Regions from separate parts of the Homo sapiens genome. Here all the other regions are linked to region 1. A link is a loop called in an ENCODE intact Hi-C map of the cell type or tissue named here. Cell type or tissue: Calu3. All regions are shown on one strand. Region 1 has its middle 130 kb from the start of FSIP2. Region 2 has its middle 450 kb from the start of FSIP2. Region 3 overlaps LOC105373785 (a long non-coding RNA gene). Region 4 has its middle 170 kb from the start of LINC01473.

The links. Hi-C counts contacts between places; a loop is a spot of excess contacts. Peaks named below come from ENCODE experiments on the same cell type or tissue, not always from the same donor. Only the 100,000 strongest peaks of a DNase experiment are listed, where the experiment ranks them.
Region 2: it touches region 1 in a loop (2.6-fold over the local background); 4 of 110 quality-filtered maps call a loop at or near these places.
Region 3: it touches region 1 in a loop (10-fold over the local background); 7 of 110 quality-filtered maps call a loop at or near these places.
Region 4: it touches region 1 in a loop (14-fold over the local background); 14 of 110 quality-filtered maps call a loop at or near these places.

The regions. Positions count from the first base shown.
Region 1 is chr2:185,605,652-185,613,651 of GRCh38, forward strand. No RefSeq gene overlaps it. Among named protein-coding and RNA genes, the nearest start is that of FSIP2, 130 kb to the right of the region's middle. In Calu3, no CTCF peak of the experiment used is centred here; a DNase peak (open chromatin) is centred at 3,340.
Region 2 is chr2:185,287,030-185,295,029 of GRCh38, forward strand. No RefSeq gene overlaps it. Among named protein-coding and RNA genes, the nearest start is that of FSIP2, 450 kb to the right of the region's middle. In Calu3, a CTCF peak has its summit at 4,216 (motif pointing right); a DNase peak (open chromatin) is centred at 4,212.
Region 3 is chr2:186,454,803-186,462,802 of GRCh38, forward strand. LOC105373785 (a long non-coding RNA gene) reads right to left here. Exons shown (of 2, transcript XR_001739147.3): 2 at 1,200-2,049. Among named protein-coding and RNA genes, the nearest start is that of ZC3H15, 27 kb to the right of the region's middle. In Calu3, CTCF peaks have their summits at 4,469 and 5,900 (motif pointing left); no DNase peak of the experiment used is centred here.
Region 4 is chr2:186,252,727-186,260,726 of GRCh38, forward strand. No RefSeq gene overlaps it. Among named protein-coding and RNA genes, the nearest start is that of LINC01473, 170 kb to the left of the region's middle. RefSeq lists an enhancer at 2,960-3,616. In Calu3, a CTCF peak has its summit at 4,014 (motif pointing left); no DNase peak of the experiment used is centred here.

The DNA of each region.
Region 1 (8,000 bases):
TTTGAGCTAAGGGGACAGAGAAGGAAGGACAGAATAAAGGAAGCCTAATGACCTTAGATTTTACAGGACAAAACTATAGATCTACTTGACTGGAAAAGTACAATATCTTTCAAGAAAAGGGAAGAAATGTGCCATTATTCACAATAAGCAGTATATAGAAACAATCTAAGTGTTCAACAACAGATGAGTGGATAAATAATTATTTTGTATATATAGTACTCAGCCTTAGAAAAACAAGGACATTGCTATTTTTGACAACATGGATGAACCTTAAGAGAATTATGCTAAGTGAAGTAAGTTAGTCTCACAACTTACTTCACTTACCTTACTTCGCATTATCTCACATATATGTGAAATCTAAAAATACTGAACTCATAGAAACAGAGTAAAATGGGGACCTCAGGGGCAGAGTCAGTGGTGGGGAACAGGATTGGGGAGATGTTGGTCAAAAGTTACAAAACTTCAGTTAGACAGGAGGAATAACTTTAACAGATCTACTGAACAACATAATTACTATATTAATAACAATATGTGTATTCTTGAAAAGCGCTAAGAGAATGGATTGTAAGTGTTCTCACCACAAAAATCTGTGAGTTAATACATATGTTAATTAACTTGATTTAACCATTCCACAATGTACAGATATTTAAAAACATCATGTGGTACACAATAAACATACACAATTTTATCTGTCAATTAAAAACAGGGCTAGCTCAGTCTCTAATCAGTGAAACACTGTTTCACATTACATTTATCCTTTATATACTAAGCACAGAAAGCATAGCACTGGGGCATTTTTATTCTTAGGCCAGGGATTGACAGAAATAAAAGTCAAGATAGTAAACATTTTAGGTTTTGTGGGCCATCTAGTCTTGTGTCACAAGTACCCAACTCTGTCATGGCAGTGTGAAAGCAATTATAAACAAAAACAGGTGTTTGGCTGGCCAGATTTGGCCTGTCAACCATAGTGCATTGACCCTTGTTTTAGACTCAATGTTTGAGGATTACCATCAAAATAATTTGAATGACTTGCTCTGTGAAGCCTGACTAAAAATAATAACATTAATGGTATAGTGGGAATAAACGTGCATATGAACGTCCCCAAATCTCACAGTATAAAAGTTGATTCCTTCAGCAGCTTATAAAGAGGACAAGTACTTTGTTCAACCTTTCCCACACATACATAGAACTACAAACTGTTTATTATCTCATTATATTTATATAAAAATAATCATTATATATTTGAGAAAATCTACAGCATAAAAGATTAAAAAATAGTAAAAAATAGCCAGGTGCAGTGGCTCACACCTGTAACCCCATCACTTTGGGAGGCCAAGGTGCGCGGATTACCTGAGGTCGGGAGTTCGAGACCACTCTGACTAACATAGAGACACCCCATCTCTACTACAAATACAAAATTAGCCCGTTGTGGTGGTCCATGCCTGTAATCCCAGCTACTCAGGAGGCTGAGGCAGGAGAAGGGCTTGAACCCGGGAGGCGGAGGTTGCAGTTAACTGAGATCACACCATTGCACTCCAGCCTGGGCAATAAGAGCGAAACTCTTTAAAAAAAATTATATATATATATATAGTATATCATATATATATTTACTGTATATATTATATGTATATATAGTAAAAGATAAGAAAGCTTGACATCAAGGAAAGAGATACTTTGGCAACAGAGTGAAATTTAAAATAAATTTATTTGGCATTTTATTTTTTTATTTTTTTAAATCTGGCATTTTAAAGAACATATTGCAACCATAAAAAGTCAGAATTCTATAGTAATAAACTAGAAATAGAACAAAATACATTTGAGTATTACTAATTGTTGCTTAAGTTCAAAAAATAAACGTCTAAAATATAAAAATTTTTAAATTATCACAGAATTCACAAAAAGCACATATACTATGAAAGAAAATTTAAAAGACAGAAGATCCACTCAAAAAAAGAGAATAAAGAAAATGGAGTTAAACAAAATTTTAAATAGAAAATATGAGAAAATTAATCAAAGCTAGAGGAAACGTGTTTACATGGAGAGGGTTCACTGAATAACACTTAAATTTAAAAAATAAAATTATTTTAACCTTAGAATTCTGAGGTAAATTATCATTCAAGTGTGATGGTGAAATAAAGTTTCTGGGATTGAAAAATGTATTACCTATATAACCTCTATTAGGAAATTATTTTAAAATACACTTTTGAAAATAGGGAAGTAAACCAATGAGAGAAAACAGGGGATAGAACCTAACAGAGGTGACGTCCATGAAGGTCAACAAAACCAATGTGGGAGAAGAATTAGGGACTGCAATCTTTAAGAAGTATGGTGATTTAATAGAAGAGTCAAAATCACTTAGACCACGAAAGCTTTTCATAAATACAGTAAAAACAATTGATGGGGTCTGAAAAGAAAATAAAGTTTTACATAGAACCTTTTTTTAACAGGCATTGTTATAACAACAGTGCACTCATAGATAATTAAATCCTATGTCAGCAAATTCATTGTAAAGTAAGATTGTTGATAATAATTGCACAGAAGCTACATTTTGATTTTCAATGTTTAGTGCCATAATACAAATTATGGTAGACTTAAAGTATAATAATACAAAGTAGATTCCATGGAAGACATGATCCTATTTCACTGTAATATGGGAGAAATATTGTGGAAATTTAGTGACAAATTGAGATTATGGTTACTGTTTGTATTATATATGTGCAATATATGACTGTTGAGGCTTCCTGACAAATTAACATGCCTTTTGGCATATTCTGCTATGTGGTGAAATGCTTTTGACTCATAATTAAAGACTAGTGTCTACATATCTCCTTTGATAAAATCTACCTGACAAAGCATTACAGCAACAATATTAGTTGAAGTTTAAAGTGCTTATAAATCTCTTTAAATATTTTTTACACTTGTCCTATCAATAAACATAACTTTTTAGTTAAAAATACACATTTATATCCAAAGTATAGTCTTAAATCCTTCCCCAGTACATTCCTCTAATTACTGTAGTTTTCCTGCCTACATTTTGTTATCTATAAACTAATGATTGGTTTGTCATTAACAGGAGAGTAATTGCAACAGTGTTTTTTTTTGGCATTTCTTCTTCCAAGCATATCAGGATCAGCATACATGTTTTTTCATTAGCTCACAGCACAAATGGTTGACAGTTTAGGGATTTGTACAGCAGTTCTTGCTAAATTTCATTATTTGATCCGTCTTGATGAAGGAAAGGTTGTTATACGACTGTGCTGACAAACTGACAAACCTTGCTTCTGCTCTTACAACTTTTTAAACATCATGGTTAATATTCATCTAGTGTTCCTCAACTGTGTGCCACAGGAGGGCATACCATTCACATACAGTTAACTGAGAAATCATGGTGATGATTCAGACAAATATTGGAAGTGATATGCTGATGGTAGCAGTCTATGATTTGACCCAGATTAAGAAAAGTATATGTCGTTTTTCCTCTCATGCAATGTATGTTTATGGAGAAAGCATTTAGTTATTTGTCACAGTATTTTTCACTGTCTACTACATTTCTGTTGTATTTAATTTTATTTTTCTATTTTATCACTTTAAATATGCTATCATGGTAATTTCATATTGAAATACAAAAATAATGAAGCTTATTAAACAAAATCCTGGTAAAATATTTACATAACAGAAATGAAAATTGAATAATCCCATGATATTTGTTTAGATCCACCTATCCTACATATGCAAGTAGACATAACGAGGGGGTAAAATTTCTGCATTTAGATCTCAGCAACATTTGAATCATTTTTAAGTAATCATTTCATAAGATTGACAGTTTTCCTAAAGGTAGACTGTGTTGCCTTCATTGTGCTTTGAAAAAAAAGTATAAAAGTGAGGAAATAATAAATACTAAATGTCAATGCAAGATGAGTTATTGCAAAAGTTTTGCAAACTTTTGACCCTGATTATCATTAATTCTGATTTTGAATTTCAGTTTAAGTTTATTGTTCTTATTCTACCATTCTTTTTTTACAAGGGATTTTAAATAATAACATATAGCAACTCACTTTCTCATGTTTGTAGAAATCAAAAATTATTTACATATGTATTTACTCACTGAGGGTGGTTCTTCAAAATTTTAAACAATTAAATTTATAAATGTTCTAATACTGGTGTTTTTAATATATTATTTTTATTTTTTAATATTGGATTTCTTTTCATACATGGTTTTGTGTCAAAAAACAAACTTTATTTGAACTACAATGCTATAGTAAAAAGTTCATTTTTTTACTTTAGTCAGTTTTATTATCAATTTTGCATTTTTTTAATTGAGCTGAATCTTAAAAGGTAGGTTAAAAATTGTGCAGGAAGAGCAAAAGAGAAAAACCTTTCAGTGGAAAAAACAGATGAATGTCAAGTACAGATGTATATAAAGGATAAAACTGAATGAAACATATGTTCAGAATCGGAATAAGATTTTTTTCCATAATTTATCCATTTTCATATGTATATATGTATCATTTCTAATTCTATGTTGTTATCAGATTGGATGACTTATTTGCCTATTTCCCTTTTCTTTATAGCTATTTTTGTTACTCATACATAGCATAGCTCCTACTACACTAATTATATTTTAATTCTGAATTATTGGGAAGGCACTCTCCTAGGCACTAGAAAAATAGCACAAATGTAAAAGTCAAAAATACATTATTCTCATTTTCAAGTTGCTTACGATCTAACCAGTGGGGTAATTGGCTACTTTCTCTACTACTGATTCTTGGCACTTGCTGGGTTCTTCCAGTCCCATTTGTTCTTTAAAGCCAGTGATCTGTAGCCTCAGTTTGAATCAGAGAAGATCTTTAAAATAGATACTCAAAACAGTGATGATTGAATGGTACAACTATTTACAACAGGCATTTCCTCTCTTGTCAGAGTTAATGAAGGCATTGTGAGCAGCAGTTTTTGGACTGTCTACCAAGGATAATTTCATTCTTCTATAAATGTTTAAAATGTAACATAAAAAGTTAAAGCTAAGTAAGTGAATGAAACTAATGTTTTTGTATGGATTACACTTATTTTAATATATAATGAACACATTTTTGTTATATATAATTAATTAGCCACACATATCACTTTTATTTCAAGTCAAGGAAAAACAGGTAACTTCTTATTAAGGATTGGTTGTTTTATAGCCAATCATTCCACATGCAACCTGTTGGGGAGGCAAAATATTCTCAACCCAATATTGGAATAGCCAGATACATCATGAAAATATTATACTCTAAATAATTTGGAGAAAATATTTATAGGTCATTTTCAATTTTCCATGAGCTTTTGTTCCTCATAGAGCTCCGTCACATCTTTGTACACACAGCCTCTGTTGACCCAAAATAAGTGGGTTGCTTGCATCTGCTCTAGTCTCTTCTGTGCATATGCACAGTTTCTGGTCAACCCAGGATAATGGGCATGGCTTATCAATTTCTCTACACCTATCTCACTCCTAGAACTGCCTCTTAAATTCCTCAGCTAGTCCTTTGGTCTATTATTTGAGCCAACAGAACGACCCTAGCTGGCAGGGTCAGTAGCCCTCCCGTTTGCTTGCCACTAAGATCACCACTTCAAGTGATACTTCTCCAAATCAGGTAAACCTCTCCCGACAGCAGCAGCAAAACAGCTGGTTTCACACCCTGCCCTACCTTATGTAACTACCAGGTTGCCAAAGTCAGGTGGGGATGGGAGCCACTGTTTACGGGAATTTCATAAGTAACCTAGATTTCACTAGAGACTTAATAGGCAGCTAAATGGTACAGAAATCATGCAATCTATAGCTCCCCTTTGAAATTAGATGTAACTGTAAACATATTTCCATTTTATCCAAAGGCAAATGAAAATTAAAATTATATAAGAATAAGTAAATTTTCATAAAATGTGTGGAAATGAATCGGCCACTCACTAGCTATATGTTCTTAGCACAGAGTCCAACCTGCTATCTCTTTGTCTGTAAAATGGCATCAATGCAACCACATGGCTATACAATCCATTTAAGACAGTATTTATTTAAAGTATTCCATAATATCAAACTGGAAACTATAAAATCTTCACAGAGAGTGTCTTCTCCTAACTTTCGTTCTATCATCTTCACACTTTTCAAGTTGTGCATCATGACAATAAAACTTCAATAAAAGTCTGATCAATAGTATTTATAGTTCCTTGTAAATCCTATAAACTGTAGATTTACCTTACTTCTCTACATTGCTTTTTTATTTTTTAAAGAATTACCATTATTATTATTATTATTTGAGGGGCAGAGTTTCACTCTTGTTGCCCAGGCTGGAATGCAATGGTGCGATCTCGGCTCACTGCAACCTCCGCCTCTCAGGTTCAAGCAATTCTCCTGCCTCAGCCTCCTGAGTAGCTGGGATTACAGCCTCCTGCCACCACACCTGGCTTATTTTTTTGTTTGTTTGTTTGTTTGTTTTTTGTATTTCTAGCAGAGACAAGGTTTCTCCATATTGGCCAGGCTGGTCTCAAAACTCCTGACCTCAGATGAACCGCCCGCCTCAGCCTCCCAAAGCGTTGGGATTACAGGCATGAGCCACCGCGCCCAGCCTTAAAGAATTATTTTTTAAATGTATGAACTATATGCCAACAAATTTGAAAACCTAGAAGAAATGGATACAGTCTTTTATATTGTTTTTAATTAAATACGTAATATCACAGGAAGAAAATCTCAAAGATAAATAGAACTTCCATTATGTTCCAAAGGCCATTTTCCATCTATATTTTACTTAAAACATTTTCTCACTCATAGGTGGGAATTGAACAATGAGATCACATGGACACAGGAAGGGGAACATCACACTCTGGGGACTGTTGTGGGGTGGGGGGAGGGGGGAGGGGGGAGGGATAGCATTGGGAGATATACCTAATGCTAGATGACGAGTTAGTGGGTGCAGCGCACCAGCATGACACATGTATACATATGTAACTAACCTGCACAATGTGCACATGTACCCTAAAACTTAAAGTATAATAATAAAAGAAAAAAAAACATTTTCTGATTATGTAAAGAACAGATTTTTATAATAGAAAATTTGGAAACTGCAGAAAACAATTGAAAATAAATATCTAAAACAATACATCCAAAATAGCAATTATTAACATGAAGCCTTCTTCTATGGTGGTAAAACACACATAACATGATATCTACACTCTTAATAAATATTTAAAGAAACAGTGCAGTATCTTAACCATAAGCACAATGGTGTATAGCAGATCACTAGGAGATTTCATTCTGTATGACTGAAGTTTTATACATATTGAATAGCAACTCCCTATTTCTCCCTTTGCCAAGTCCTTGGCAACCACCATTCTACTTTCTGCTTCCATAAGTTTGAATAATTTAGATACTGTATATAAATAAAATCACTCAGTATTTGCACTTCTGTGATTGCCTTATTTCATTTGTGGTAATGTCCTCAAGATTTATCTATGTTGTAGTATATGACAGTATTTACTTGTTTTTATGACTGAATAACATCCAGTGTATGTGTAGAGCAGGACTTGAGATTCAGGCATCTTGGTTTTCCATGTTGTAGAGGGTATATGTCTTGGGTCTACTTGACTTCTATAATCCTGTGTATTCATCCATTTTCACACTGCTGATGAAGACATACCTGAAACTGGACAATTTACAAAAGAAAGAGGTTTACTGGACTTACAGTTTTATGTGACTGGGGAGACCTCACATATCATGGCAGAAGGTGAAAGGCATATTTCACATGGTGGCAGACAAGAGAAGAGAGCTTGTACAAGGAAACTCCCATTTTTAAAACCACCAGATCTCGTGAGACTCATTCACTATCACAAGAACAACACAGGAAAGACCCACCCCCGTAATTCAGTCACCTCCCATTGGGTACCTCCCATGACATGTGGGAATTGTGGGAGTTACAATTCAAGATGTGATTTAGGTGGGGACACAGGCAAACCATATCATCCTGTGAGCCTAT
Region 2 (8,000 bases), 320 kb before region 1:
TACCAAAATCAACTGTATTTCTCACACTAGCAATAAACAATCCAAAAATGAAATTCAGAAAATAGATCCATTTATAACAGCATCAAAAGCAGGAAAATTCTTGTGTATAAACTGAGCAATAGAAATGCAAGATTTGTACACTGAAGGCTATACAACATTATTGAAAGAAATTAATTACTTAAATAAATGGAAAGAAATATTGTCGTTGTAAACTGAAAGACTTATTAGTGTTAAGATGGCAATATACCCCATATTTTTCCACAGAGTCACAAACCATATCAAAACCCCAGCTTCCTTTTCTGCTGAAATTGACAAGCTGTTCTTAAAATTCATGCAGAATTGCTGGGGCCACTGTAAAGGCAAAAAAATTTTTTTCTTTCTTTGCTTTTTTTTTTTTTTTTTGTGGTGGTGTCTCACAAAAAGAGACAGTGGCACGATCTTGGCTCACTGCAACTTCTACCTCCCGGGTTCAAGCGATTCTCCTGCTTTAGCCTGTCGAGTAGCTGGGATTACAGGCAACAGCCACCATGCCCAACTAATTTTTTATTTTTAGTAGAGATGTAGTTTCACCTTGTTGGCCAGGCTGGTCTCGAACTCCTGACTTCAAGTGATCCACTTGCCTCAGCCTCCCAAAGTGCTGGGATTACAGGCACGAGCCACCATGCCTCGTAAAACAATCTTGAAAAAGAACAAAGTTGAAGGCGTCATACATCCTGATTTTAAACCTTAATACAAATCTACCATAAACAAAAGTTTGTGTTGTTGTCATATGGATAGGCATATAAATCAACAGAATGCAGTTGATATTTCATAAATACACCCTTATATTTATCATCACTTGACTTTAACTATGATGGGAAAACTATTCAAGGGGAAGTACAGACTTCTCAGTAAAAGGTACTGTGCCAACTAATAGTCACATGCAAAATAATCAATCTAGACCCATACTTCACAACATTCGTTAAGAGAAAAAAATCTCAAAACAAATTAAAGACATAAAGGTAAGATATAAATCTATAAAATTTGTATAAGAAAAAATAGGTCTAAGTATTTGTGACCTTAATTAGGCAACGATTTCGTGGATATAAAACCAAAAGCAGAGCAACAAAAAAATACATAAATTGGACTTAATAAAATTTGTCCTTTAAAGTATACTATCAAGAAAGCAAAATGTTAACCCATAGAGTGAAAAAAATTCCAATCACATATCTGATAAAGGACTTTTATTAAGAATGTATAAATACTTCTACTCCTCAATAATAAAATGATAAATATTTCAATCAGAATACACAAAGGGTTTGAATGAACATTACTCTAAAGAAGAGATATTAATAGAAATAGCCAATAAGCATATGAAAAGATGTTCAGTATCATTAGTCATAAGGACATTGAAAGTTAAAGTCACAAGGTACCACTATATACCTGGATGGTTCTAATTTTAAAAAGTCAGAAGATAATAAATATTTGCAGAAGATATGGAAAAATCAGGGCTCTCAAACATCCTTATAGAAACGTCAAATGGTACAGCCACTTTAGAACACAGTTTGTTCCTCAAGAATTTATACTTAGAGTTGCCATACAAAGTGACAATCCTACTCCTATGTATACACCAAAGATAACTGAAAATATACATCAGTATAAAAATATGCATGATATTCATAACATCATTATTGATAATAACCAAAAAGTGGAAACTATTAAAATGTCTCTCAATTGATGAATGTATTGTATAAAGACACGTAGTATATCTAGACAATGGGAAATTATCTAGCCATAAAAAGGAATCAGGTACTAATACATGCTACAAAGTAGGTGAACCTTGAAAAAAAAATGCTAAGTAAAACAAGTCACACAAAAAAGACCACATATTATATGTTTCTTCTTATATGAAATGTCCAGAGTAGACAAATCCATAAAGATACAAGTATACTAGTTTTTGACTGGGGCTTAAGGGAGGAGGGGACAATGAGTGATCATTAATTAGTTTGGGGTTTTATTTGAGTGATAAAAAATATTCTGAAATCAGATATTGGTGATGGTTACACAATTTTGTGAATATACTAAAAACCACTGAATTTGTACACTTTAAAAGAATGAATGTTATTGAATGTTATAGTACGTGAATTGTCTCCCAATTAACACATATATGCATACACACTCACACAGTTCCATTGAAATATGGCTACACACCTATTAAAATGACTAACATTTTTAAAATATAAAAATGGACAATAAATATGACAGCAAAGAAGAAGAACAATGGAAATATTCATTTGTTGCTAGTTGGAAAATAACAAGATACGGCCATTCTTTAAATGCAGATTGGTGTTTCTTTTAAATCTAAATACAATCCCACTCCTAGGTATTTTCTCAAAAGAAATAAAAACTATGTTCATACAGAAAACTGTAAACAAATATTTATATAATCTTTATTCATAATCACCCCAGTTTGAAAGCAATCAAAATGCTGTTCAATTGGTGAATTGATAATCAAACAGTAATACAGCTATTTAATATTACTCAGCAATAAAAAAATGTGTTACTGACACCCACCACAATGCAGATAAATCTAAATGCAGTATGCTAAGGGAAAGAAATCAGACTCAAAAAACTGCTCTGTGATATTATTGAAATGATATTCTGGAATAGATCAGTGGGGATATGGTTTGACTAAAAGGACAAAAGATTTAAGGGGACATTGGAATTAGTCTATATCTTGACCTTGGTGATATTTAGACAAAAGTGTTTTTAACAACTCATAGAACTGACAAGGAGTTTGCATTTTACTGTATATAAAATATTGGTTAAGGTTTCAGTCGCTTCCAAGATGGCCGAATAGGAACAGCTCCGGTCTGCAGCTCCCAGCGAGATTGATGCAGAAGACAGGTGATTTCTGCATTTCCAACTAAGGTACCTAGCTCATCTCACTGGGACTGGTTGGACAGTGGATGCAGCCCACGGAGGGTAAGCCGAAGCAGGACGTGGTGTCGCCTCACCTGGGAAGCACAAGGAGTTGGGGGATTTCCCTTTCCTAGCCAAGGGAAGCCGTGACAAACTGTACCTGGAGAAACGATACACTCTCACCCAAATACTGTGCTTTTCGACTGTCTTAGCAACTAGCAGACCAGGATATTCCCTCCCGTGCCTGGCTTGGTGGGTCCCACACCCACAAAGCCTTGCTCACTGCTAGTGCAGCAGTCTGAGATTGACCTGCAATGCTGCAGCCTGGCTGGGGGAGGGGCGTCTGCCAATGCTGAAGCTTGAATAAGTAAACAAAGAGGCTGGGAAGCTCAAACTGGGTGGAGCCCACAGCAACTCAGCAAGGCCTACTGCCTCTATAGACTCCACCTCTGTGAGCAGGGCATAGCTGAACACAAGGCAGAAGACAACTTCTGCAGACTTAAACATCCCTGTCTGACAGCTCTGAAGACAGCAGTGTTTCTCTCAGCACAGTTTTTGAGCTCTGAGAATGGACAGACTGACTCCTCAACTGGGTCCCTGACACACGTGTAGCCTGACTGGGAGACACCTCCCAGTAGAGGTCAACAGACACCTCATACAGATGGGTTCCCCACTGGGACAAAACTTGCAGAAGAAGGACCAGGTAGCAATATTTACTGTTCTGCAATATTGGCTGTTTTGTAGCCTTCTCTGGTGATAGCCAGGCAAATAGGTTCTGGAGTGGACCTCCAGCACACTCCAACAGACTTGCAGCTGAGGGGCCTGACTGTTAGAAGGAAAACTAACAAACAAAAAGGAATAGCATCAACATCAACAAAAAGGACATCCACACCAAAACCCCATCTGTAAGTCACCAGCATCAAAGACCGATGTGGGCAGGAAGCCACCTAGGTGCCAAGGCAAGAGACTAAATTCACAAGCTGTTCCAGTATAATAAAGAGACTGAAGGCACAAGCTGTTCCAGTATAATAAAGTGACTGAAGGCACAAGCTGTTCCAGTATAATAAAGAAAATACTTAAGAATAGTTATATTAGACATAGAATATAGAGATGATTATATATGAATATTATCAATCATTAATTTGTAGCATTACTCTTTATTCCAATGTTATAATAATCTCTGTTCTACAATTATAACCTAGGAAAATCCAGGCCATACACAGATAGGAGCTGAAGGGACATGGTGAGAAGTGACCAGAAAAGAGCGTAAGCCCTCTGTCATGCCTGGACAGGGCCACTAGAGGTCTCCTTGGTCTAGCAGTAACGCCAGTGCCTGGGAAGGCACCCTTTACTTGGCAGACCTCGGTCTAGCAGTAGCACCAGTGTCTGGGAAGGTACCGGTTACTTAGCAGACCAGGAAAGGGAATCTCCCTTTCCCCAGGGGGAGTTAGAGAAGACTCTGCTCCATCACCTCTTGTGGAAGGCCTGATATCAGTCAAGCCCACCTGCAGCCATCCAGAGACCTAAACGTCTCCCTGTGATGCTGTGCTTCAGCGGTCACACTCCTTGTCCACTTTCATGTTCCGCCCTGTACACCTGGCTCTACCTTCTAGATAGTAGTAGCAGAATTAGCAAAAGCATTAAAGTCTTTGATCTCTCCAAGAAATGAATAGAAGAAATAATGACATAAGCTGTCCCCTCTCTCTCTCTGCCTCAGCTACCAAACAGGGAAGGGACTCTGTCTGGTGGACACGTGACTCGTGTGACCTTACCTATCATTGGAGATGACTCACAATCCTTACCCTGCCCCCTTGTCTTGTATCCAATAAATAACAACACAGCCAGGCATTCAGGGCTACTACTGGTCTCCGCATCTTGGTGGTAGTGGTCCCCCAGGCCCAGCTATCTTTTCTTCTATTTCTTTGTCTTGTGTCTTTATTTCTATGATCTCTCGTTGCCGCACATGAGGAGAAAAACCCACAGGCCCTGTAGGGCTGGTCCCTACAGATCAAAGGTAGATAAAAACACAAAGATAGGGAAAAATCAGAGCAGAAAAGCTGAAAATTCTAAAAGCCAGAGCACCTCTTCTCCTCCAAAGGATCGCAGCTGCTCGCCAGCAATGGAACAAAGCTGGACGGAGAACGACTTTGATGAGCTGACAGAAATAGGCTTCAGAAGGTCAGTACTAACAAACTTCTCTGAGCTAAAACAGCATGTTCTAACCCATCATGAGGAAGCTAAAAACCTTAAAAAAAGGTTAGACAAATGGCTAAAACTAGAATAAACAGTGTAGAGAAGACCTTAAATGACCTGATGGAGCTGAAAACCACAGCACAAGAACTTTGTGATGCATGGAAAGCTTCAATAGCCAATTCGATCAAGTGGAAGAAAGGGTATCAGTAATTGAAGATAAAATTAATGAAATAAAGTGAGAAGACAAGATTAGAGAAAAAAGAGTAAACAGAAATGACCAAAGCCTCCAGGAAATATGAGACTATGTGAAAAGATCAAATCTACGTCTGATTGGTGTATCTGAAAGTGATAGGGAGAATGGAACCAAGTTAGAAAACACCCTTCAGGATATTATCCAGGAGAACTTCCCCAACTTAGCAAGGCAAGCCAACATTCAAATTCAGGAAATACAGAAAACACCACAAAGATACTCCTTGAGAAGAACAACTCCAGGACACATAATTGTCAGATTCACCAAGGTTGAAATGAAGGAAAAAATGTTAAGGGCAGCCAGAGAGAAAGGTTGAGTTACCCACACAGGGAAGCCCATCAGACTAACAGTGGATCTCTTGGCAGAAACCCTACAAGCCAGAAGAGAGTGGGGGCCAATATTCAACATTCTTAAAAAAAAGAATTTTCAACACAGAATTGCATATCCGGCCAAACTAAGCTTCATAAGTGAAAGAGAAATAAAATCCTTTACAGACAAGCAAATGCTGAGAGATTTTGTCACCGTGAAGCCTGCTTTACAAGAGCTCCTGAAGGAAGCACTAAACATGCAAAGGAACAACCAGTACCAGCTAGTACAAAAACATGCCAAATTGTAAAGACCATTGATGCTAGGAAGAAACTGCATCAATTAACGGGCAAAATAACCAGCTATCATCATAATGAAAGGATCAAAATCACACATAACAATATTAACCTTAAATGTAAATGGGCTAAATGCCTCAATTAAAAGACACAGACTGGCAAATTGGATAAAGAGTCAAGACCCATCAGTGTGCTGTATTCAGGAGACACATCTCACGTGCAGAGACACACATAGGCTCAAAATAAAGGTATGGAGGAAGATCTACCAAGCAAATGGAAAGCAAAGAAAAGCAGGGTTTGCAATCCTAGTCTCTGATAAAACAGGCTTTAAACCAACAAAGATCAAAAGAGACAAAGAAGGTCGTTACATAATGGTAAAGGGACTGATTCAACCAGAAGAGCTAACTATCCTAAATATATATGCCCAATATAGGAGCACCCAGATTCATAAAGCAAGTCCTTAGAGATCTACAAAGAGACTTAGACTCCCACACAATAATTATGGGAGACTTTAACACCCCACTGTCAATATTATAGAGATCAAAGAGACAGAAAGTTAACAAGGATATCCAGGACTTGAACTCAGCTCTGGACCAAGTGTACCTAATAGACATCTGCAGCACTCTCCACCCCAAATCAACAGAATATACATTCTTCTCAGCACCACATCACACTTATTCTAAAATTGCCCACCTAATTGGAAGTAAAACACTCCTCAGCAAATGTAAAAGAACAGAAATCACAACAAACTGTCTCTCAGATCACAGTGGAATCAAATTAGAACTCAGGATTAAGAAGCTCACTCAAAACCACCCAAGTACATGGAAACAGAACAATCTGCTCCTGAATGAATATTGGGTAAATAATGAAATTAAGGCAGATATAAAGATGTTCTCTGAAACCAATGAGAACAAAGACACAATGTACCAGAGTCTCTGGGACGCACTTAGAGCAGTGTGTAGAGGGAAATTTATAGCACTAAATGCCCACAAGAGAAAGCAAGAAAAATCTAAAATTGACACTCTAACATCACAATTAAAAGAACTAGAGAAGCAAGAGCAAATAAATTCAAAAACTAGCAGAAGGCAAGAAATAACTAAGATGAGAGCAGAACTGAAGGAGATAGAGACACAAAAAATCCTTCAAAAAAATCAATGAATCCAAGAGCTGGTTTTGTGAAAAGATGAACAAAATAGATAGACTGCCAGCAAGACTAATAAAGAAGAAAAGAGAGAAGAATCAAATAGATGTAATAAAAATGATAAAGGGGATATCACCACCAATCCCACAAAAATACAAACTACCATCAGAGAATATTATAAACACCTCTACGCAAATAAACTAGAAAATCTAGAAGAAATGGATAAATTCCTGGACACATACACTCTCCCAAGACTAAACCAGGAAGAAGTTGAATCTCTGAATAGACCAATAACAGGCTCTGACATTGCGTCAATAATTAACGGCCTACCAACCAAAAAAAGTCCAGGATCAGAGGGATTCACAGCCGAATTCTACCAGTGGTACAAAGAGGAGCTGGTACCATTCCTTCTGAAATGATTCCAATCAATAGAAAGAGAGTGAATCCTCTGCAACTCATTTAATGATCCCAGCTTCATCCTGATACCAAAGCCTAGCAGAGACACACACAAAAAAAGAGAATTTTAGACCAATATCCCTGATGAACATCTATGTGATAATCCTCAGTAAAATACTGGCAAACCGAATCCAGCAACACATCAAAAAGCTTATCCACCACGATCAAGTTGGCTTCATCCCTGGGATGGCAGGCTGGTTTAACATACGCAAATCAATAAATGTAATCCATCACATAAAGAGAACCAATGACAAAAACAACATGATTATCTCAATAGACGCAGAAAAGGCCTTTGATAAAATTCAACAGCCTGTCATGCAAAAAAACTCTCAGTAAACTAGGTATTGATGGAACATATCTAAAAATAGTAAGAGCTATTTATGACAGACCCACAGCCAATATCATACTGAATGGGCAAAAACTGGAAGCATTCCCTTTGAAAACTGGCACAAGACAA
Region 3 (8,000 bases), 850 kb after region 1:
AAATTAACTTTTTTACTATTTAAAGTCGGTAGCTCCATATTAAGAAGAGGAAGCATAAATACTGAATGAAGCATACATATTTGAAACATTTACATTAGGCTTCAGAACATTTTCACCAATGTTCTATGGAACAATGGACATATTCTATGTTCAATGGACACACTCACCTTGATTCTATCTTTGATTTGTTTTACAATTCTGCAAGGCCTCTAAGTAATGGAACGTTACAGGTTTCAATAACCAGTTACATGGTGATGATACTCAAGTCTATATTCAGTTCCAGGTCTGTATTTTCCAGTATTGAACAGCTCCTTTTGTATATTCCACAAATACCTCAAAATCAGCCATCTTCTAAATAAATTTATTATTTTATACCAAAAATAAGATTCCCTATGTACAGTAGAGTATATAACCAGCTACGTGGTTAGTAGCACCATCATCTAACTAGTCACTTGAGCAAGAAAGCTAGTAGTTATCTGAGATTCCCTCCTCGCCATTATATTACCATTTTCAATTAGTTAATGAGACTAGAGGATTTTCCAAACTCAATTTACCTCTCCTTCCCTCCCTCTTCTTTATTCACCTTCCACTGCTTTAGTTCAACTCCTCACTTACACAAATTTAGTATCCTCCCTACCTCCCATCTTCTTCTCTAACTCAACCTCTTCTCTGCTGTCAGAGTAATGTTTCTGTAACAGAAATTAAACTACGTCATTCCTCTACTTAAAATTCTGTAATGGCTCCTTATTTCTGATAAAATAAGATCCTTAGTATATAAGGCCCTTCTACTACCTACTACCTTGTCCTCAAAGACAGTAATTCTATCTTAACATTATTATATCTGCAGCCCAACTCTTTAACAAGGTTACTGTTAGGTAAGCCCATTTCTTTAACAAGCTTACTGTTGGTACCTGCTTTCTAGCCACAACTCCCATCACCCTTTCTGCCTCACATGATGCACATCATTTTTCTAGCAGGACTAAATCATCTGCCAGTGCCAGAGTACATAAATCTATCTCAAGCTGTGACTTTTCACAGGCTGGTCCTTTTCCTGCTGTTACAGGTTTCTTTTTACAATTCATGCTCCAAGACTCAGTAAAATGTTCCTACATGGTTTCATGCCTTATTTCCTATTTTTTTGGATTTTTTTCCAAAATTTCCAACTTTTCAAGACAAAATTAACTATTGCCTCTTCTGTATTCCTGTTGCCCTTTGTAGATTTATTATTATTATATTTGTTATAAGTATTTTATCAACATAATTCATTTGATTATGATAACACTTATAATATTGCTGTAACTGCTCAGGTTTTTAACACCACTCCTAGATATTGAACCTTCAAAGTTCAGGGTTCTATTCATTTTTATATCTCCAGCATCCATCACAGTCTGGCTCCCAGGAAGTGAACTTAATAAAGGTCTGTTGAATAAATATATCAACATGAGACAAAAATAATATCATTAAGTAATTGGTTGTTACTTTAAATGTTCTCCTCTGAAAAGACATTATGATTAGGGTGTGTGATCATTAGGCTACATCCAAATTAATCTTGGAGATGATCATTGTTGTCATATGTTTATATGCAATCAAAACATTATGGTTATTAAGTTGCTTTTGTCTTTTTCATATCGGAGAGACAAATTTCAACTTTGTCAGGATTTTTTTGTACACCACACCATGCACTTTGCAGCATGGAATATTCTTTTTCAACCTCTAATAGCAAGGGGTAAGGAGGTGGACATAAGAAAGGCTAACTTGGTATGAATGGATCTTGGGACAATTATGCCTCTCTGCATGGCTTCGTTAACAGGACCCTCGACATTTTGCTCATGATCCATTTATCAGACTGTAATTTCTAGTATTCACTTTCTTCCTTCATGAAAATCCAAACTGTTTATCTTTAGGTGCTTACCTTAAAAACAAAAGTTGCTCAGGCTGGGTGTGGCGGCACACTCCTTTTTTGGAGGAGCATTTTGGGAGGCAAGGTGGGCAGATTGCTTGAGTCCAGGAGTTTGAGACCAGCCTGGGAAACATGGAGAAACCCCGTCCCTACAAAAAAAAAAAAAAAAAAAAAAGTTAGTCAGCCTGGTGGCATGCATCTGTGATCCCAGCTACTCAGGAGCCTGATGTGGAAGAAACACCTGAGCCTGGGAAGTCGAGGCTGCAGTGAATCGTGATTGCACCACTGCACCTCCAGCCTGGGCGATGGAGTAAGACCCTATCACTAAATAAATAAATAAACTAAATTTTTTTTAAGTTGCTAATCAAATAGGATTGGACCACAAACCCATGAGTGAGCCCAGCTAGCATTAAGTAGACCCAACCAGCCTACGCATACATTCATAAGCAAAAAATCACTGCATATTTTATGTCATTTTGTGGTTTTATGTTATTTTGTGGTTGCTTATTTCATAGCATTATTGTGGCAATGGATAGCTGAAACAGAATTCTAGTTCAGAAAGTCTCCAATTAAAATATACCAGTAACAGGTAGTTGTGAGAGTTTGCCAGCCCTTTAGTATCCATTTATAGCAATCTTTGGAGAGATGTAGATTTGCCTTCTCTTCTCCCACTGATGGGAGACCAGGCACAGTAGGCAATATAAAAAGAATTAGACCTGAATGTCTGGAAACCAAAGTTTTAGCTGTGGCTGTACTACTAGGTAATAGGGGCCTCAGACAAGTTAAAATAAGATAATATTAAGATTACAGTTGTTCCCAAATCTGACTATAAAAGTACTGGAGAAATTTTCCGGTGACATTGTTTTTGACATAAATTCCCAGTAGTTCCGAGGTGGTACTAGAAAAAAGCTTTTAAAAGTTGGTTATCTGCAAGATTAGGGGTCTCAAATCCTCAGTTGTATTTGCAAGTTATTTTTACGGGTCATTCCAGATTATTTTTTATCATTCTTTTCTTTGGTGAGCTATTGGTATGAATAAAATTACTTAGAAAATAAGTGGTGCATTAACACCAAAAAATGAATAAAGCCCCTCTCTAATGATGAATTAACCACTCCAATGTGAAAAGGTCTATGTATTTTCTAAGTAAAATGGTGTTTACAATCTACAGTCTGGTTGTGGTAGGCAGAATTCTAAGATTTCCAGTCCCTGGTGTATACAAACACCTTCTCTCATTCAATCAAACACTAATCTAGGTGCTAGTGTGAAAGCATTTTATAGATGTAATTAAGCTCCCAAATCAGTTGACCTTAAAGTAGAAAGATTACAATCGCAGAGAGTCTGGCCTAATCACACGAGCCCTAAAAAGGAAACAGGTTCTTCCTGATAAAAGAGATTCAAAGCATCAGAGGACTCCACGTCAGGGAGATTATCTGATGCTGGCTTTGAATATAGAGGGGGCCACAGGGCAAAGAATGCAGGTGGCCTCTAGGAGTGGAAAGCAGCCCCTAGATGACTGTCAGCAAGGAAATGTGGACCTCAGTACTACAACCACAAGAAATTAAATCTTGCCACAACCACATGAGCTCCAGACAAGAAGACAGCTAAAAAAAATCTTGATTTTAGCTTTCTGGGACCTTCAGCTAAGCCATGGTCAGACTTCTGACCTATAGCAGTGTGGGATAATAAAATGGCTGTTTCTTCAAGCAGTAAAGTTTGTGGAAATTTGTTGTACAACATTACAAACCTAACACACTAATATAAAGGGTTCTGTATTTGAATTTTGGAATTTAGGAAAGCTGAGTTCCTGGATCCATTACTGTAATTGATTAGATAGCCTAAAACAAGGCAATGGCTTTCCTTAATGCCTTCCCTTAGCCTGTAGAATCCCATAACAAAGCAGCTTAATATTACACAAAGTAATATATTCAGAATTTAAATACGTCCTTAAAACAAATGTAGAAATAAAATATTCACTTTGCTTTGCTTTTCTTACATTGTGAAGAATCCCTCCTATCTGTCATAAAAATGACTTGATTTTAATTAGGAGTCTAACAAAAAAAGTAACTATGATATTCCAAAAAAAACTCAGTCATCAGTTCTGGCAAACATTCTGTTAATAAATGATGTTATTAGTATTTTATGTATTTAATTTTAATGATTCTGAAATAATTATCGATATTATAATTTATTATTTAAGTCTACTATTCTATAAGTAAATCTAGGTTAATCTGGCAGAAACCACTGCTCTGAACTCAGTGGAAAAAAAGGAGAGAGAGAAATCTATTCAGTTTACCTTGAAAAATTCTCTGAGCAATCTCTTTAAAGCACACGTACAAAAATTAGAATTTAGAATTTAACAATTCAGAATTTCAGCGATTTTCATTTAGAATTTCAGCAATTTACATTCTTTTAATAATTGCTTCAGTGATGATGTTATTAAAATAAAGTACCTGCATTTGCCATGATGAAGTATCAACACAAGTCATTTGTTTTACAAAAGGTATTGGCTGCCATCTCTTGGACTGTGTGAGCATTGTGCTTCAAAAAGAATAAACAAACCCTCAGCCTTTGAAAAAATTTCTTCACAAAAGAAATCAAAAAAAGGTGTGAATAGTTGAGCAGCAAACAAATATTAATTGTATGTATTTGATTATTTCACTTAGAAACATGACTTACATATGTGGTTAATTTTTCTTGGATGTGTTTTTAAAAGGTGTATTCAAACAGGAGGCAAATAAATGTATACATTATCCTAATTTTAGATTTTATGTTTTTATTTAAAACATTATTTGCACAGTTTCACTTAATGATTTTTCCATCTTATTCTATAGTTATGGCTACAACACTAGTCACTTCTCTCTTTAATATATGAGTTAAGATGCCAAGTCTGATTCCTTTCTTCTGAACCTAATTGACAGTACAAATCCTTCAGAGATAAATAATTATGGTTTCTCACTAGAATCAAGTTTATTTTCATCTTACAGATATCATGTGGTTGAAACTAATAGGACAAAGAGAACGCTTAATTATTGATATAAAACTAAACTACACTCATTTTACGGAAGTTAGTGATAAAAACTCACATTTCAATCTTCTCTCCATTCATGATTGATTCTGTATGGCATCTGTACATACTTTTTAAAATTCTATAAATTAATGATTTTCTAAAAGAAGAAAGTATTTGAGAAGACTCAGTCTCTAAATATATATTTAATTTTACCTATAAGATACCTAACGTGAAAGACTATAAAAGTAAAAACCAAAAAAATTAAAAACAAAGGCAGTTTTTCTGTCATATAAAAGGAAATTGTATCACAACCTACAAATAACCAAATGTAAATTAAATAAGTCTGTTTTTATAGTAATAACTGTGAATAAATGCAAACATCATACTCCCATCAGAGCTCACTATGTATGTGAGAAGTAGAAACCTCCCTTGGCAATTAGTAGATTGCAGTAATAGTGTGCAGTTTTGTAATAGAACATTTTGTTACTTTTTAAAACTTTGGGTTTCTATTTTTAATATGTTCTATTAAACAATTTGAGATAGTAAAAAGAAAACCATTTAATTGCTTCTGAGGTTGTGAAAACTCCTTGGGTATTTGAAATGATCTAACTTTAAAATAATTATTATTATGTTGTTAAGAATTGAGTGTTCATGTAATTCACAATTATTTGCCTTCTCACCAGGCAGATCATCTAGGATGAAATTACAGAAAAATTAAGGAATGGTGTGTCAGATATACAAGTAGTTTTGAATTCAAATTTGATTATTTAAGTAGTAAAATTCACATTGCTTAATTTCTTAATTATCTAGGCAAAAACTTCAAGTGAAATACCAAATATGTGGAAAGTAGAAAATATGTGAATACAAAGAGAATCCTAACTCTTGTCACCAAGAAAAGAACAGTGTTGATGTTGCTGGTTTAGAGCTGTAAAGTTGTGACACCTGGTGGATATTGTTGAAAAGGCACGTGATACAGCAAAAGAAACTATTGACAAAGTAAACAGACAACCTACAGAGTAGGAGAAAATATTTGCAAACTATGCATCTGACAAATCTATAAGTAACTTAAAACAAATTTAGAAGAGAAAAATAACCCCTTAAATAGTGGGCAAAGGACATGAACAGACACTTCTCAAAAGAAGACATACATGCAGCCAATGAGCACATGAAGAAAAGCTCAACATCACTGGTCATTAGAGAAATACAAATCAAAACCACAATGAGATACCATCTCATACCGGTCAGATGGCTATTATTAAAAAGTCAAAAAATAACAGATGCTGGCAAGGTTGTGGAGAAAAGGGAACATTTATACACTGTTGGTGGGAGTGTAAATTAATTCAACCATTGTGGAAAACAGTATGGCAATTCCTTAAGAGCTAAAAGGAGAACTACCATTCCACCCAGCAATCCCATTACTGGGTATATACCAGAGGAATATAAATCATTCTATCATAAAGACACACGCTCATTAATGTTCACTGCAGCACTATTCACAATAGCAAAGACATGCAATCAACCTAAATGCCCATCAATCACAGATTGGATAAAGAAAATATGGTATATACACACCTTGGAATACTATGCAGCCATAAAAAAGAATGAGATAATGTCTTTTGTGGGAAAATAGATGGAGCTGGAGGCTATTATCCTTAGCAAACTAATGCAGAAACAGAAAACCAAATACTGCATGTTCTCACTTATAAGTGGGAGCTAAATGATAAGGACTTATGAACACAAAGAAAGAAACAACAGACACTGGGATCTACTTGATGGGAGAGGGTGTAAGAAGGGGAAGGAGCAGAAAAGATAACTACTGGGTACTGGTTTAATACCCGAGTGATGAAGTAATATGCACAACAAACCCCTGTGACACATGTTTACCTATGTAACAAACCTTCACTTGTATCCCAAAACCTAAAATAAAAGTTAAAAAAAGAGAAAAGGCATGTGATAGCCATGTGCAGTTAAATTCAGCAGCCAAGAGCCCCCTGTGGCCATTGAGCACTTGAGGTGCAGCCAGCCAAAATGGAGATGTGGTATTCAAAGACCTTGTATTAAAAATATATATATATAATATCTAATAATGTTTTATATTGGTTACATGTTGAGATGATAATATTCTGGCTATATTTATTAAATAAAATATATTAAAATTGATTTCACCTGTTGCTCTCTTACTTTTTCTTATTTGGCTACTAAAAATTTTAAAGTTATATATGTGGTTCACATTTGTGGTTTATATTTCTATTGGATAGTGCTGTGATAAAATCTAAGGCTTAAATACTATTAAGGTATAAAATTTCTCAGCGTCTTTGTTAGAATAGGAAAAAATGTATGTAATGTATGATTAACATATGGTAGACAACATTTTAACATGGCTTCCACTGGTCCACATCCTTTTATACCTCCCCACTGGGGTAGGCAGTTTCTGTGAATAGAATGGGATATCATTCCCTTCAATCAGGGTATATTGTATGGCAAAGATAAAGGGATTTCTGCAGATGTAATTAAGGTTTCTAATTAGTTGACTTTGAGTTAATCAAAAGGGAGATTATGCTGGATGGCCTGGCCTAATCAGATGATTTCTTAAAAGACACTCAAAGCAGCAGCAGACACTCACCTATTGGCCTATAAGAAGCAAACTGCCATGTTGTAGGGAAAGCCACGGCCTCCCAAAATGCTGGTGGTAGTACAGGTTTGAGCCGTCTAACCCAGCTGGTTTCTTCTCTTGACCAGGGATTGCAAAGATGCACACCTAGGCTTCCCTCAATTGCGTATTGTAATTATAGGGTGTTACACATCTCATTTTTGTTATACCTGCCTGTGTCTGCTGATATTAGGTCAATTGATCTGTTTTCTCATATCCTTGCATTTTGGATTCTTATTTTTGGAAGAGGCCTTTTTTCCCTTAAATTAGTTTTTACTATGTCAACACATTTCCAAAATACTATAAGACCTACTTTTCTTTAAATTAATTTCTTGTTACCCTAAAGCAGAGTTAGTTGTTCTTGGCACTATAGTTTCAGAACACTTTGCAGAGTTCTGTTACAGAATTTACCATGTTGTATAGTAACTACTTCATGTCTAGAT
Region 4 (8,000 bases), 650 kb after region 1:
AACCCTAGAAGAACACCTAGCCAATACCATTCAGGACATAGGCATGGGCAAGGACTTCATGTCTAAAACACCAAAAGCAATGGCAACAAAAGTCAAAATTGACAAATGGGATCTAATTGAACTAAAGAGCAGAATTCTGCACAGCAAAAGAAACTACCATCAGAGTGAACAGGCAACCTACAAAATGGGAGAAAATTTTTGCAATCTACTCACCTGTCAAAGGGCTAATATCCAGAATCTACAATGAACTCAAACAAATTTACAAGAAAAAAACAACCCCATCAAAAAGTGGGTGAAGGATATGAACAGACACTTCTCAAAAGAAGACATTTATGCAGCCAAAAGACACATGAAAAAATGCTCATCAGAACTGGCCCTCAGAGAAATGCAAATCAAAACCACAATGAGATACCATCTCACACCAGTTAGAATGGCAATCATTAAAAAGTCAGGAAACAACAGGTGCTGGAGAGGATGTGGAGAAATAGGAACACTTTTACACTGTTGGTGGGACTGTAAACTAGTTCAACCATTGTGGAAGTCAGTGTGGCGATTCCTCAGGGATCTAGAACTAGAAATACCATTTGACCCAGCAATCCCATTACTGGGTATATGCCCAAAGGATTATAAATCATGCTGCTATAAAGACACATGCACACGTATGTTTATTGCGGCACTATTCACAATAGCGAAGACTTGGAACCTAGCCAAATGTCCAACAATGATAGACTGGATTAAGAAAATGTGGCACATATACACCATGGAATACTATGCAGCCATAAAAAATGATGAGTTCATGTCCTTTGTAGGGACATGGATGAAGCTAGAAACCATTATTCTCAGCAAACTCTCACAAGGACAAAAAACCAAACACTGCATGTTCTCACTCATAGGTGGGAATTGAACAATGAGGACACATGGACACAGGAAGGGGAACATCACACACTGGGGACTGTTGTGGGGTGGCGCGAGGGATAGCATTAGGAGATATACCTAATGTTAAATGATGAGTTAATGGGTGCAGCACACCAACATGGCACATGTATACATATGTAACTAATCTGCACATTGTGCACATGTACCGTAAAACTTAAAGTATAATAAAAAAAAGAAATAAACACAGTTTATAAGATGAGGACTTGTCCTATCATGTATCCATCACTAAGTTATTTTACTTGATACAAAGGTGACCAATAAATATTTGTTTAACAATCTACTTATTCAAAATGGCACTCATCTTTTAATGTATAAATTTCCTAAGAAATAAGGTATTCTGACTTGGTTTTTTCCTGCCATACATGTATGTTATACATCACTACAGCAAGTGGCTCAAGTGGACTGCCTAATAGTCTTATCATCTGAAAATCTCTGATTGTCACTAAAAAAACTACTGCATTGGAGTAATAAGTAATTCATCACCTCTAATCTCAATTAAGTAATCTAAATAGACTCTCAAGTTGTTGTTGGAATCAATAAGCCATAAAAATAATAACATGGATATTTACCTTAAGTTGTTTCTATTTTGTTTTACAGTAAAAATTCTTTGTAGAAATACATGTTAGAATTCATTGTTTAAAGTTCATCTTTAAACTGATCAAGTATCTACTTGTTACATTAGGTCCCAAGTAATATACTGTAAGCATATATAGGTCAATACACTTTGTAAATTTCTGCAGCCAAAATATTCACTCTAATCCAAGCCTTTCAAATGGATTCTATTGCTCACAAATCTAGAAAAGACAAGAAATCAAATTTCTTTTCTTCTTAAATGACATCACAACTCAAAGACCTCTACGTTCTAATAATTCTTCACTAACAATTTTCTTCTTTTTCTAAGAATAAGAAATTATATACCAAAGAAAGATTCAAAGTTCCCTGCTTCTTCTAAATATTCAAGACAAATAAAAATATGCAAGATGAATGGAAAAAATAAAATCAATACCAAGATTTAATAGTATCAATTCATTCAGTCCGTATTGGTAGGTAAGGAAGGACTGTGAAAACCTCTTTCCACTTGCTCTTAACTCTCAGCAGAAAATGGAAACAAATTTTACAATAGAGACGTAACCACAACCAAATGTATTTTATATATTTCAGAGAAGCAATATGGAATAGTTGGGTTAAATGTGTCTCTGATGTCAGACTTTCCGGGTTTGAATGCCAGCTCTGCCTCTCTTTAGCACAGTAATGCTGGATAATTTACTAACCCTATCTGTGTTTCAATTTCCTCATATGTAAGATAGGAATAATAACAGAACCTGCCTCATAGATATGTTAGGAGGAGGTACTCCATGTAAATCACTTGGCATAGTACCTGGTACATATTAAGCAACACTTGATAAGCATTAGCTAAATGTAAATTGCAATTGCCTTTTAAGTTTTAATATCCCTATTTAAAAAAAAATAGTTGATTGCTTTTACTAACTAAGCCAGAAAAGGGAGTACTTTTTAAAAATTTAAAAACCTATCATTTTCTCTCAATGAATCAATACATGGACAAAAGGTAGATGTCAAAATGAACCTAAATGAGGAGAAGGGCAAAATAACAAAACAGTTCATGAAAAAAAAATAAGTACTAGGCCAGTCAACGGTCGCTCACACCTGTAATCCCAGCACTTTGGGAGGCTGAGGCAGGCAGATTACCTGAGGTCAGGAGTTCGAGGGCAGTCTGGCCAATGTGGTAAAACTCCATTTCTATTAAAAATACAAAAATTAGGCCGGGTATGGAGGCTCACGCCTGTAATCCCAGCACTTTGGGAGGTCAAGGCAGGTGGATCACCTGAGGTTGGGGGTTCAAGACCAGCCTGACCAACATGGAGAAACCCTGTCTCTACTAAAAATACAAAATCAGCTGGGCATGGTGGCACATGCCTGTAATCCCAGCTACTTGGTAGGCTGAAGCAGGAGAATTGCTTGAACCAGGAAGGCAGAGGTTGCCTTGAGCCGAGATCATGCCATTGCACTCCACTCTGGGGAACAAAAGCAAAACTCTGTCTCAAAAAAAAAAAAAAAAACCCAGCCATGTTGGTGGCCGGCGCCTGTAATCCCAGCTACACAGGAGGCTGAGGCAGGAGAATCGCTTGAACCTGGGAGGCAGAGGTTGCAGTGAGCCGAGGTCACACCATTGCACTCTAGCCTGGGCAACAAGAGTGAAACTCTGTCTCCAAATAAATAAATACATACATACATACATACATACTAACTCACTGGGAAACATTCCTGATTCGGCCTAATTGCCTTGCCTTTGACATCCTACCGGTCAAACCAGTCAGTGACCTGAATTAAGCCCAGCTGTTTGGCCCACATTACCATGCTAATGGCACCTGGGATCTAATTTACATCTGCGTGTCTTCACTGTTTGCTTCTTAAGTAAATACATCTGGGAAAGTTCTATACCTACAAACAAGCTTCCCACCAATCTTGTTTCCTTGCCTATAAAGGATTTTGCAAAGATTGCAGTAAACTTCTCTTACAAAATGTCTCATAACAAGTACAGAGGTGTCAACAGCACTCTCATTATAAAAAGAACTCTGATTTAACAGATGAAAGTGTTAAGAAGGCATTCTATTAGTGACATCCATTAATCTTAGGTTAAAGTGTATATTTTGGCAGTTTATTTTCTCTGCTTTAAGTGAACAATTAGTTTAATCAAAGTCATTTGTGAAACAGTTTGATTTTTCTTAATTAATGTCTGCTAAATTTACTTATAATAGACACACTCTGTTGCTAGAACCAAAACAGATATATTGCATGGTTATTAATTTCCAGTTAGCACTGTACAAAATTATTGAGTTGGAATATTTTCTGCCAATGTAGTTTTATTATTTTTTTTTCAAATGAATAATGTGGGAATGTAACTGGCACACCCATCCAATGAATGTAGTAGTTTTTCAGTGCCTGTCAACTTGAAGACAGTGCTTCCTTCATGAGACTCCAGAGAAAATTTAGCAAGATTAGGAGACACACAATGTAACTACAGTATACTTTTTTCTTTTACACATTCTGTACACAATAGTGACATCTTCTGGTTGACTGGAATATAGATGTTTGGGCCAACGCTTTGAAACCATGTCTTAACTCCTTTTCTAATCAAAACATGCTTTGCTTGCCTAAAGATACTATGGGAAATATCCCTGAATCAGTAGTAAATCATCTTTTAATAGATACCATCAAAATTCCAATTTAAGTTTTTTAGAATAAAACATAATAAAAGAACATACTTATTTTTTTCAAAACAAATTTATGACTGGTTAATTGATGAAATTAACTGACCTTAAAAATTCACTTGACACAATAAACAAGTCTGGTTTTTAAGCATCTGCTATGGAAATTTCACTTTCTAGGAAATTTAGTGACCACTGAAATAAATAATAAAAAAGAGAAAATTTCACCAAAATGATATTTTCAAGTCATTTCTAGTGAGCAGTGAGAGAGATTTGGTGGTCTGGGAGGAGGATGAGCCTAATGCTAGTGATATTCCTTTCCTCTCTGACTTTTTTCATAAAATTCTATCTATTCCTATGCAGAGCATCGTGGTCCCTGGGGATGCTTTAAGGGTGCTGTTCTTAGTGCTAAACTCTCATTTCACCTATGCAACCCTCTCCTAGTACAGGCAGCCAACCCAGAGCAGCACTGCATTCAGACTGGTTGTGGTGATTTCAACCCCAGGGTCCCAGGATAGCAATCTCTTCCATGAGGACTGAGCCAGGCACTGGCAGCTAAATATAAAATACTTATCTTATGATCCCTTTCCCCAGACTATAGGGGAAGGGTGACCTCAGTAATTTCAAGGTGATTTTCTTGAACCTCTCTTACTACAAAAGATGGAGGGTACTACATATACTTGTCATAAATCAATTAAGTATAATAAATACCAGAGAATTCTAACCAAAGACTAATGCAAACTTAACTTCCTATTAGAAATTATTCGTTAAAAACAAGAGGAATATTTAAGAGAAATAGAATATTGTTCCATCAGTCATTAATACAATGAAACAATAAGCATTATAAATTCCCATAATGCAATTTTAAAAGATAATTTAATCTTATAGAAATATAATCTTGGCCGGGCTGATTATAAAAATATAATCAGCACTTTGGGAGGCTGAGGCAGGCAGATCACCTGAGGTCAGGAGTTAGAGACCAGCCTGACTAACATGGAGAAACCTCGTCTCTACTAAAAATATAAAATTAGCCAGGCATGGTGGCTCATGCCTGTAATTCCAGCTACTCAGGAGGCTGAGGCAGGAGGATCACTTGGATCCGGGAGGCAGAGGTTGCAGTGAGCTGAGATCACGACATTGCACTCCAGCCTGGGCAACAAGAGCAAAACTCCATCTCAAAATATATATATATAAAATCTTATAAAGAAAATATATGTTATTTAACTGGTTTAAATAACAATAAATCAGAGAAGCTTATAATTAAAATTATACTAACTATATTTATCCTATCTTGTGGATCAGCTAGTATCTCTTTTAGTAATGACAGCTCTTCACAATCTAGTTATTGTATGTCTAAATGGATATTTGTAAAGAACAAATCGTGAAGATTTTTAATATGAGAAAATATACTGAAGGGAGGAGGAGCACTGCTAGGAAATATATATATATATATATATAAAATATGTATGTGTAAGTATATACACTACATTCTTCTTTAGAGTTAGAAATTGAGGCATCTATGTTTTCTGAAATTACAAATCAAATTGACTAAAGAAACAAGCTATAAATGTTTAATTATCTTTTAAATAATGCATAAAGTATATGATTAATAAGAATTTACTATTACCTTTAAAATTATATACTGAATATGTTTCCAAATTTATAAAAAGTATTCACTCTCAAAAGTCATAGAGATAAGGGCTAAATACAGTGGCTCACACTTGTAATCTCAGCACTTTGGGAGGCCAAGGCAAGTGGATTGCTTGAGCTTTGGAGTTCAAGACCAGCCTAGGCAATATGGTGAAACCCGTCTCTACAAAAAACACAAAAATTAGCTGGGCATGGTAGTGTGCACCTGCAATCCCAGCTACTTGGGAAGCTGAAGTGGGAGGATGGCCTGAGATCGGGAGGTTGAGACTACTGTAAGCCGAGATCGGGCCACTGTGCTCCAGCCTGGGTGACAGAGTGAGAACCTGTCTTAAAATAAAAAGTAATAGAGATCAGCAATTTATTCATTTCCTTACCTAGTCTATAAAAGCAACACAAGTTGTTTCTGATATTGTTATTGCATTATTACTCAGATTTCTAATCTCAGTTTTTAAAAGATATTCTCAATGCAAAGAAATAAATAAGCCTCATAAAATAGCTGTGCCTACCATAGACATTTTTTCAAAAAGAAATTTAAAAAGTCCTCGACATGCATGGTAGTAAAATAAACAAACTATAAATTTATGAATCATTATCTGGTTGATAATAAAAATATCATTATGTACCATGTAAGAAATGCAGAAAATATAAGTTTTGCTTTTAGGTAAATGTATGCAGTCAATTAGCAATTTTACTAAAAAAAATAGGTAAAGGAAATACTAATATTGATTCATTTTATAATTTATAAGAGTTGGAATTAATCAATCAAAGCTACAACATTGAATTCACCTGTACCATGATCTACCTAAACAATTGTATCAACCAAAATAACACATAAGTGATCTAATATCATAAAAACCAAAAATAATCAATTTACATGATTATCAAGAATGCCATTCTAAGATAGCTTCTATGCACTATGATTTGCAATAGCTGTTTCTCTCAAAAGATTAAGTTTATTTTCAAAATAAGAATGCTAAATTTTAAAGATTTTTATACTTTCCAAGTTCTTTGCAAAGTTTAATGTAGTTCCAACCAAAACCACAATGGTATTTTATTTTACTTTATTTAAACATTATCACTCTGTTTTTTTAAATTAACGTTAAAAAATTAATTAATAAACTTTCTGAATATGTATAGTACTTTAGTAAATTTAAAACACTTACTAAAGTACAGTACATATAAAATGAACCAATCACAAGTATTTAACTGCTTTAGCTATACATTTTTAGCCTCACAATTCTAAGAATTTCATAACTCTTTTTCTTAGTTCTATTTTAAAGCAAAGATCATTTAATAGCATTGACCTTGAGACAGTATACTCCACATGGAATTAATTTGGGGGATTTATTGAACCTTTCTTTGTGACCTAGTTTATTATAAAATTTTATAAATATCACATGTGCTTGGAAAGAATATTTCTCCCTCTCCTTGCTGGGTATAAATTTATATATAAGCAAAAGCATGTTATCTGTATTAATTTCTTGCTTACTGCTCTTAGTATCAAATTCTGAGAGGAACATATTAAAATCTCCACCTATATTTGTTGTTTATTTAGTTCTTTCTATAGTTCTGTCAGTTTTTGCTTTACTTACTAGATTGTTGCCTGTGAATATGTTCACAACTATACAATATTTCTTTGTATATATGTAATGTTTTTGCCATGAATTCCATTTTGTCTGAAATTAAACTTACAACCCCTATTTTCTTGATGCAAATCGCCTGATTATTTTATTTTTAAATTTTGTTCATAATTTTGCAGTCATTGTATGCCTGCAAAATTTTTTAAATCCAATCTCAGATTTTCTTCTTGTTAGTTAAGCCCAGATCTAAGCAAAGGTGGCTGATAGAAGAAACTGGAGCAGACCAATGGGAACTTCCTATAGAGAGTGTTACCTTTTGTTTTCCCATGGATTAGTCACCTCTAGCATATAAATTTAATTTTCCCCTACCGACCCTGTAACACTCTTTAATTACACCAACCCTTCTGGCTAAACTGTTGAAAATAAATGTATAGTAAAGAGTTATAGAGTGGTATGTTACTGGATTATCAATGCTCACGATTTTTTTCTTAGTAACCAGCACAGTGTAAAGGTGGTTCCACAAGGAGATGATAGCTGTAGGAAAGACTATCTTACCATGAGGAAAGCCAAAAAGTGGGCAACTCAATAACACAATTAAAAACAAAAA